Regions from separate parts of the Homo sapiens genome. Here regions 2 and 3 are each linked to region 1. Evidence: chromatin contacts called from ENCODE POLR2A ChIA-PET data. All regions are on one chromosome and are shown on one strand. The core of a region is the stretch at or near the end of the contact, and the rest is flanking DNA. Distances in the headings are between cores, read along the strand shown. Region 1 holds the start of TPK1 (thiamin pyrophosphokinase 1). Region 2 holds the start of ZNF800 (zinc finger protein 800). Region 3 holds the start of SND1-DT (SND1 divergent transcript).

Region 1 (2,752 bases), core at 253-2,752:
CCTTTTACTAATGGACATGTAGTTCTGAGGCAGAATAGGGTCTGGAGGCAGGGAATGTTAAGGCCGATTCATGCTGACTTCCTGGAACTAAATCAAATTGCAGTACTTCAGCAATGACAGGAAACATCCTCTCCATTTACACAGGGCTTATATCCAGTAAATGACTTTAAAATTTACTTCATCCTCTTCATTTACATAGGGCATAAGCCAAGTAACCAATGGAAACCTCTAGCTGGCATTTAAACCCCAGAACATTCTCTAACGGCACTCTTGAGCCCCTATCCTCGGGCGCTCCCAACCTATGGGGTGTACTTTCATCTTCAATAAATCTCTGTTTTTGCTTCATTCTTTCCTTGCTTTGTGCGTTTTGTCCAATTCTTTGTTCAAGACGCCAAGAACCTGGACACATCAACTGGTAACAGCTCTTCATAGGATAAACACATGGCAACCACTTGTCTATTACATGTGCAGATAGTTTCCTTGTACCCCAATTGTCTTTTAGGTTCATTAAGGTCATATTTAAACATGGACTTTTGAAATTTGTTGTAGCTAAACCCGTATATAAGCATTTAGGCTTCCTCCTTCTTTGGGTCTTTTCTTGTGGACTCCCATGCACATAGCTGTAAGCTTTTCCCCTGTTAAACTGTCTTAAGTCAATTTAACCTCTTAGGCCCAGGTGGAAACCTTAAGAGGGTAGAGGGAGATTAGGTTCGCTCACTATTGGAAAAGCCTGTATTGCAACAGTGACGCTCTGCAGCTGCAGATAGGTGGCTTAAAGTTTCTTCCAACAAAAACATTCTGTTTCCACAAAGCAAAGTAAGGAAAGCTCTTAACGGAGTGTTCCCTAAAGAAAGCTTTTTTTTTTTCTTTGAGATGGAGTCTCGCTTTGTCGCCCAGACTGGAGTGCACTGGTGTGATCTTGGCTCACTGCAACCTCCGGCCTCCCGGGTTCAAGCGATTCTCCTGCCTCGGCCTCCCGAGTAGCTGGGCCTACAGGCGCGCGCCACCATGCCCGGCTAATTTTTTGTATTTTTAGTAGAGACGAGGTTTCACCATGCTGGCCAGGCTGGTCTCGAACTTCTGACCTCATGATCCGTCCGCCTCGGCCTCCCAAACTGCTGGGATTACAGGCGTGAGTCACCGCACCCGGCCAGGAAGGAAAGCTTTTAACCCGACGGCTCAGGGAGGACACCGGTAGCAGGACTAGAAGCAGCACAGTGGAAAGTAAGTTTGGCTTGGAAGCTAGGTCAAGCATGGGTGATAGGGAATTCGCCACTTAGTTTGAAGCAAATGGCCTCCTTGTTAAAGCTGAGTGCAGAGGGCCCGGCAGCAGTACTACAGCTAGCAGAACCAGCCCAGAAAACGAAGCCTTGGAGACTTGAGGTGGGTAGTGCCGGACGCAGAGCACAGGGCGCGGCTCCCACTTGCCTCCGGCTCCCGGAAGCGGGCGGGGCCACCTCGCGTCCCGGGGGCTAAAACCTGCGAGCGAGGACCGCGCGCCAAGGCTCCTCAGCCGAGCGCCGAGCGGTCGATCGCCGTAGCTCCCGCAGCCTGCGATCTCCAGTCTGTGGCTCCTACCAGCCATTGTGTAAGTGCGACTGCTGCCGGGCGCGCGGGCCGCGGAAGGGGGCGGCCGCCTCTCGCTCCCCAGGTTCCCGGATGGTGATGGGTTCGCGGAGAGAGGCGGCAGGGGCAACCCCTCGGACCTCATAGCGGCCCGCGCGGCCGGTCTCCGGGGGCCCCCGCCCGCGGCGGTGCTGTAGGCGAGCCGTGGCGGGTCCCCAGCGCCGGGTGCTGCGCCGCAGCTCAGCTGGCTCCTGGGTCCCGGAGCGCGCCGCTGCCGAGTGCCAGGTTCAGGCGGCTCCCGTGCTGTTGGTTCTGCGCGATGTTTAATTAAAACTGAGAGTCTAACTTCACTTTTTTTTTTTTAATGCAGAGGCCAATAATCCGTTATGGAGCATGCCTTTACCCCGTTGGAGCCCCTGCTTTCCACTGGTACTGTATTTCTTTCCACGGTTTAGTGTCACTGACGTGCCCCTCCCCAGCGACGGGAACAGGTCGAAAGGACGGGGCTCTAGAGCCAGCGTGACTTCCAGCCTGGGTTCTGTCCCTGATTTCCTAGCTCTGTACCGCTAAGCATATCAGCCTCTCGCCGGTCTCATTTTCCTCATCTGAAAAATGAGCTTACGTATCAGTCCTTGCTGTGAGGACGAAATGACAAGATACAGTGTGTGTAGTCCGTGTGGAGCCCAGTAAGCGCTTCCCGGCTGTTGCGCCTCCACCAACAGCGCGAACAAATCTGGAACATAGCGGAACATTAGACATTGCAGGCATTAAGGACGGTCATCGTTGCCTGACCGTGATGCATTTTTAATCCATTGAAAGTGCCCCGAGCTTATCTAATAAAAGATTGGCAAATGATTATATCAAGTGTTTTAAATCTATATAACACTCAGGATATTTTATTCTTCTAAGATTTGAAATTACTGTGTAACCGAGTTCAGGCTGGGCTGCTCGCTGCTTGCAGAGCCAATCAACAAGGACGAAGGGCCCGGAAAGGAAAGTGACTACTTTCCAAAGCTAGCAATGGGGAAGTAGTCCAAGCTTCTGCCTTAACGAAACCATTTCAAATTTGGACAAAATGTAAGAGCTTATAAAGGGGCGCTTGGTATTGGGGCTCGGGGGCCCCAGTCTACGTGACTTGCTCAGATATTTATCTTGGGTTTTTGCCTCATCTGGTGAATGGGCTGGC
Region 2 (2,752 bases), core at 188-2,687, about 17 Mb after region 1:
TGGCATTTCATATTTTAGTTTCACGTTGGGTGATGCCTCTTAACTATGGGACAGATATATATGATCATACCACTTATGTGACTAGTTAAAGATCACGTTTCTATCCCTTTCTTGTCATCCCCTAGAATCAAGCTGCTGCAATCCCCGGAGACCTAATGCAAACGCTTCACCTCCTGGACCCAAGCCATCCCGCCCCCCGCCCCCGCCTCTCCCGTAGCTGGGACCACAGGCACGCGCCATCCTGCCCGGCTAATTTTTTTTTATTTGGTTGAGAGGGCGTTTTGCCATGTTGCCAGGCTGGTCTCTAACTCCTGGGCTTAAGCGATCCTCCCGCTTTGACCTCCCGAAGTGCTGGGATTACAAACACCAGCCACTGCGCCTGGCCCAACATTTTTAAAGTAACAAATGTATCAATTTACAAACTTTCCTTTGGATTTTGAAAACTGAACTTTTTCTCTTCTAAACAAAGTCTATCTACTGAACTTCAGTTTTTTCAGGACCCCGCACAATGGCAGCTTAAGTTGGACCAACTGGAAAGGTTTTCAGTGGATCTTGGGGAGGATCGGAGACAAGGCGAATGGGCTTTATTCTCTTAAAATTTCCTGACGGGCGGTGGACACATATTTGCTTGATGTCACCAAGAGCAAGAATTACGTTCCAGGAGCTGGGAGGAAACAACGGAGGCGGCTCTCTCGCCCCCAAGAAGCGGCCCTTGGTTGGCAGAATTTGACAGATGACTGGGATCTTCGAGGATTTTCCAAGCAGGATCGGGGCGCAGAAGAGGAGGGAAAGTGCGTGAGCCCACGTGACCCAACTCCACTTTCAAGTTTGAGAAGCGGAGCTGCCAGGATAAATACCCATCTGCTACCAATAGATGCTTTCCCTCCCTTGGGCCTGATAAAAGAATCCCCAAGTTCCGGGAGGCATGCTTCGAAAATTGTTGGCAGGAAAAAAATGTTCAACTTTTGCCATTTAGCAATGCACTGACAGCCTTTTGGGGATCATCACTACTTATGGCTCATACATCTGCCCACCGCTTCCTAAGTCCTCTCCCAACCCTCCCCGAGTTTCAGTTCCACTGAACAGAGAACAGCGAGAGCAACAGTTTGGTGGCCGAGCAGCCCGTCTCCGTGGGCGCGCACGCCGCATCGCGGGCCTCACACCTCACTTTGGGCTTCGGCTCTCGGTCGGCCCGAGACTCCGGCCGCGGCCCTGGTGTCCCCCGCCCCGGTTCCCTCCCCTCGGACACGGCCCTCGCGCCGGCGGCCCCGGTCCCCTCCCCACCGGCCGCGGCGGGCACAGCGCGTCGCCTACCCACAGGCGGGGGCGCCGGCCGGGCGCATGCGCGCGGCGCTCCCGGGCGTGCCGGCCACACTCCCCCCACCCACTCGGTGAGCTTGTCACTTCCTGCCCTCGCCCCATCTCCGTCCGGGGTCAGTCAGTCGCTCCCTGTCGCTGCCGGAGAGTCTCTGCTTCCCCCTTCCTACGCGCTCCGCGGCGGTAGCTCGGGCTCTCCGGAGGAGGGGGCGACAGAGTAAAAGAGAGGCTGACTTAATAAAGTTTCCTGAAACAACAACTACCACCGAAAAGGCCCAAGGTTGGGGGAGACCCCCATTTTTCTCCGCCCCTCTCCTAAAGCCTGAGGGACCGTTGCAGGTGGAGCGGCGCTGGTGGGACCCGGGTTGCGGCGGCAGCCGTTGCCCCGGCGAGGGAAGCCTCAGGTCCTGCCCGCTCCGGTTCCGGCTCCTTCGGTGGTGGCGGCGGCAGCTGCTGCCGGGCGGTTCCTCCTGTCAACTGCCTCCGCCCGCGCGCCTCCCGCCTAGCCACACAGCGCGGAGGACGCCGTGAGCCGCCGCCGCAGTCGTCTCGGCCCGCGGAGGGACGTGGTGAGCTGTGGCGCTTCCGCGTCAGCGCCGGCGGGGACTCTTTGGGAGCGCGTCGGGCCCGAGTCCGGGTTCCCCCGCGTGGTCAGCGGAGGCTGCGCCAGGTGGGGCCCGCAGCCGCCTCCCACGCCAGGCTGTCCCCGCGGCCGCCCGGCCTGCCTTCCTTCCTTCCGCCCGCCCGCCGGCCCGCCCTAAGAGTTGAGTAAGTTGGGCGCACTTGGTTGTGGGGACGGGGTCTCCGCCAGGGAGACCCCAACGCACGTGCGTAGCGGGAGGGCGCGGCGTGGGCCAGCAGCCGGCGGGAGCGGCACCTCCGTAGTCCCGGAGCCCGGCGGTGCCCGCCGCGCTCTGCGCTCCGTTTCCGCGCGCCCGCCCGGGACGGCGAGGCCGCAGCCGCCCGCGCTGCCGGCCAGGCCTTCGCCCTGCGCTGCGCACCCGAGGCTGCGTTTCCGGGTAGGGCGATGAACCTGTGTGGGGAGTTTGGGCTGCAGGAGGGTTTGTGCGTCTTTCTGTTTTCTTTTCGAGAGGGAGGTGCGGGTCCGTGGAGGGAAAGCGGAGAGCTGATGATGGGAACGTATCTGGAAAATGCAGCCAGTGCCCCCCAGGAAGTTCAGGGCGAGTGACGGGTTTGTGCTTCTTTCAACAGCCACGCCGCAATGAAGAGCTTCTTACAGTGAAAGCAAAGTAGGTCGAGTCCACTGAAAATGCCTTTAAGGGACAAATACTGTCAGACTGACCACCATCATCACGGATGCTGTGAACCAGGTAGACCCCTCTTCGTCCGCAGTTGCTTTGCCCTCCATCAGAGCCACTCTGCCTTCTCTTTTTTTCTAGCTTTTTTTCCTCCTGCCCCAGTAGTCATTCTTAAG
Region 3 (2,752 bases), core at 183-2,682, about 17 Mb after region 1:
GTAAATTGTAAAAATAAACTTTGCAGGTTCAAATTCAAAATTGAAGAATTTTCAAAAAGTTGAGGGTATATAAAATCAGGCAGAATCTATAGTGCTATGAGCACTAGACCAGGAATCCGAACACTTGGGCTCTTGCTATGGCTCCAACCCAAACCACCATGTGACCTTAAGCAAGTCACTTGCCTTCTTCAAGCCTATCTCCTTATCTTTAAGGGACGGGAGAACAATGATGATTACTAAGATTCTTGCCGGCCTAACCTTTTAGAAGTCAAAAGTACACAAAGATCAGGAGCTTTCAGGTCGACACAAGAGGTGGAGGGAAAGAGAGGAAAAGAGGGCCACAGAGTGAGAAAACTTGGGAGTCAAGTAACAGCGTTTGTGGGAACAGAAAAGTTTCATGATGGCCAAGTACTAGTAGAGAAGAGCCGATGTCAGGATCTCGAAAAACTACTAACTACTCAGCATATGTCAAAATGAACAGAAAGACGGGGGATGGGAGGACAGATATCAACGAATTGTCTCTGTTAATCAATCAGTAATCGATCTGTCCTGGTAAACAGACAGGAGATCCGAATGCCGCAACCTCGGAAATCACTGTGACCCCTGATGTCAAGGTGTCCGGGAGGCAAGGAACAAGGGGACTCCGTGTCTGCTTCCGTCTAGTGAGAGGATTCGGAGAATCGACGAAAAGTGAGGAAGGGGGCAGAGGAAAGGGGATCTGGGACATGGAGCAGGCTGGCGGAAGGTGGAGTCAATGCCTGACTCCCGCCCGAAGGCAGGCAGAGGGGTCGGTGTCCGGGGCCCGTTCTCACCATCTTGATGATGCCCCGCTGCACGGTGGGGACCGCGGGTCCCCCGGAGGAGCCGCCGCTCTGCGCGGAGGACGCCATGTGTGGAGATGCAAAGGCAACGAGTGGAGCGGCTGGCCGGACTGGAGGTGTCAATGTGGGTGTCGGTGTTGGTGAAAGGGAGTCGAGGCGAGGGGCAGGCTGGCTACCAGCTGCGGACGGTGGACGGGACGGACTCGCCGGGCGCTCACAGGAGCAGCAGCGGGACACGGAGCGAAAGAGACGCGATCTCCGCCGCCGCCACACGTTCTACTCGCCGCGCAAGCGTGCCAGAGCGCCACCGCCCTCCGCCCAATTAGCGCCCAGAGCCCGCCGGCCCTCAGGCCAATAGGCACCCTGCTCGCGGAGCCCCGCCTCTTGGTCCCCAAAACGGTGGTGAGTTCCAGGAAGCGCTGAAAGAGTTGATTTGCAAGGATGGGCTAAATATGGGGCGGGACTTCCGGGGCAGCCGGAGTAGGTAATGTCGGGAGGTGTAGTGGGAAGGAAAGGACACGTCAGCATCTGGCCGCGGGGCGCGGGGGGCCATGGGAGCCCCAGGGGCGGAGCCAGCCGCGCCCTCCCGCCTGACCTCGCCCATGACGTCCTTCCCCGCTGGCCTCAGGGGCGCACACTTGTATACCCACCTAGGTGGGCGCCGCTGTACCCGGGAATGCGGCCTGGGAGGGTGGAGCCACGCAGGCAGAGTCCTGGAGGAATCTCCGTACCCGCTCCACTCGACTTCCGACATTTTACCTTGGCTAAAAGTATGGAGAGAACTTGGAAAATCAGAGCTTTGTGGAACCTCCTACCGATGTGGGCTTTGACCTGCCACGCGGCCGCGCGCCCTTTTTGTAGTCAGAGAGTGTGCCTCGCCCTTGTTTGTGTCGCTGGGGTCTAGCACTTGTGAGGCGTTCCATTAATGTTTGTTGGTGGGAGGAATAAATGTCTCAGAGGAAGGACATGCCACGTATACAGGGGAGAGTGACCCTCGTTCTTCGGTCTCTTCCCAGCTGCTCCCGTGACGTTAGGGAAAAGGCTCGCTTCACGCTCTCACCCGACCCAGTGTGAAGCGCCTCCAGCCACCGGATACCTTCCCTAGCCCCAGTAAAAAGGTCGGGGAAGGAACGGGAAAGCCAAGGCCTACAAATATTTAAGTGACTGTTTAGCGAGAACTAATATTCGTTGAGTGCCCACTATGTGGAACCAAGGACCTTGCATGTGTTATGTCATTTAATCGTAAAACTTGGCTCTACACTGAAGACAGTACTTCCCTTGCAGTTCTTTTTGTTTCTTTGGTTTTGTGGCTTTTTTGAGACAAAGTCTCGCTCTGTCGCTCAGGCTGGAGTGCGGGGGCACGATCACGGCTCACTGCAGCCTTGACACTCCCAGGCTCAAGCGATCCTCCTGCCTCAGTCTCCGGTGTAGCTGGAGCTGGTACCACGGGTCCGCGCTACCACGCCCAGCTAATTTTTTTTTTGTAGAGCTGAGATTTCACTATGTTGCCCAGGCTGGTCTCCTGGGCTCAAGCTATACTCCTACCTCGGCCTCCTAAAGTGCTGGTATTACATGCATTAACCACAGTGCATGGCCCCTTGCTCTCTTAAAAGATTGTAAGTTTATTCTCCCACACTAAACATATCCCAGGGTTAAGTTTTGAGGTCACCTTCTTAGATCCCTAATTTGCCACCCTTTTCCAAAAAAAAAAAAAAAAAAAAAAAAAACCTCTGTGGAAGTTGGTTCCATCAGATTATACCCCTCTCTATCTCGTGGCTTTTTATCTACCGTACCCCTATTTCTACCGTGTCATTCATTGAAATTGTTAACACTTGGTGCACGGTCTTCAGCCAATAATCCTGAAATACTTCAATATCTACGAGCATGACTTATCCCATACCCTGACCTCTTTGCTCCTTGATCTCATCTTC

What was found. ChIA-PET counts read pairs that join two places held with the same protein, here RNA polymerase II (POLR2A).
Region 2: POLR2A ChIA-PET joins it to region 1 with 12 read pairs in T-cell. The contact joins the promoter of ZNF800 here to the promoter of TPK1 in region 1. POLR2A ChIA-PET finds 5 or more read pairs at or near these places in 2 of 52 experiments (T-cell and activated naive CD8-positive, alpha-beta T cell).
Region 3: POLR2A ChIA-PET joins it to region 1 with 10 read pairs in CD8-positive, alpha-beta memory T cell. The contact joins the promoter of SND1-DT here to the promoter of TPK1 in region 1. POLR2A ChIA-PET finds 5 or more read pairs at or near these places in 2 of 52 experiments (CD8-positive, alpha-beta memory T cell and activated CD8-positive, alpha-beta memory T cell).

What each region holds. Positions count from the first base shown.
Region 1 is chr7:144,834,803-144,837,554 of GRCh38, reverse strand. TPK1 (thiamin pyrophosphokinase 1) reads left to right here and starts at 1,502. Exons shown (of 9, transcript NM_022445.4): 1 at 1,502-1,588; 2 at 1,937-1,995. The coding sequence starts at 1,953. RefSeq lists an enhancer at 1,292-1,361 and a silencer at 1,662-1,761.
Region 2 is chr7:127,391,393-127,394,144 of GRCh38, reverse strand. ZNF800 (zinc finger protein 800) reads left to right here and starts at 1,437. Exons shown (of 6, transcript NM_176814.5): 1 at 1,437-2,085; 2 at 2,530-2,648. The coding sequence starts at 2,588. RefSeq lists enhancers at 638-767, 1,508-1,637, 1,482-1,982 and silencers at 1,078-1,477, 1,878-2,277.
Region 3 is chr7:127,650,512-127,653,263 of GRCh38, reverse strand. SND1-DT (SND1 divergent transcript) reads left to right here and starts at 1,432. Exons shown (of 2, transcript NR_186577.1): 1 at 1,432-1,591. It overlaps SND1 (staphylococcal nuclease and tudor domain containing 1), which reads right to left and starts at 1,070. Exons shown (of 24, transcript NM_014390.4): 1 at 813-1,070. The coding sequence starts at 890. RefSeq lists enhancers at 852-1,031, 856-1,474 and a silencer at 1,272-1,521.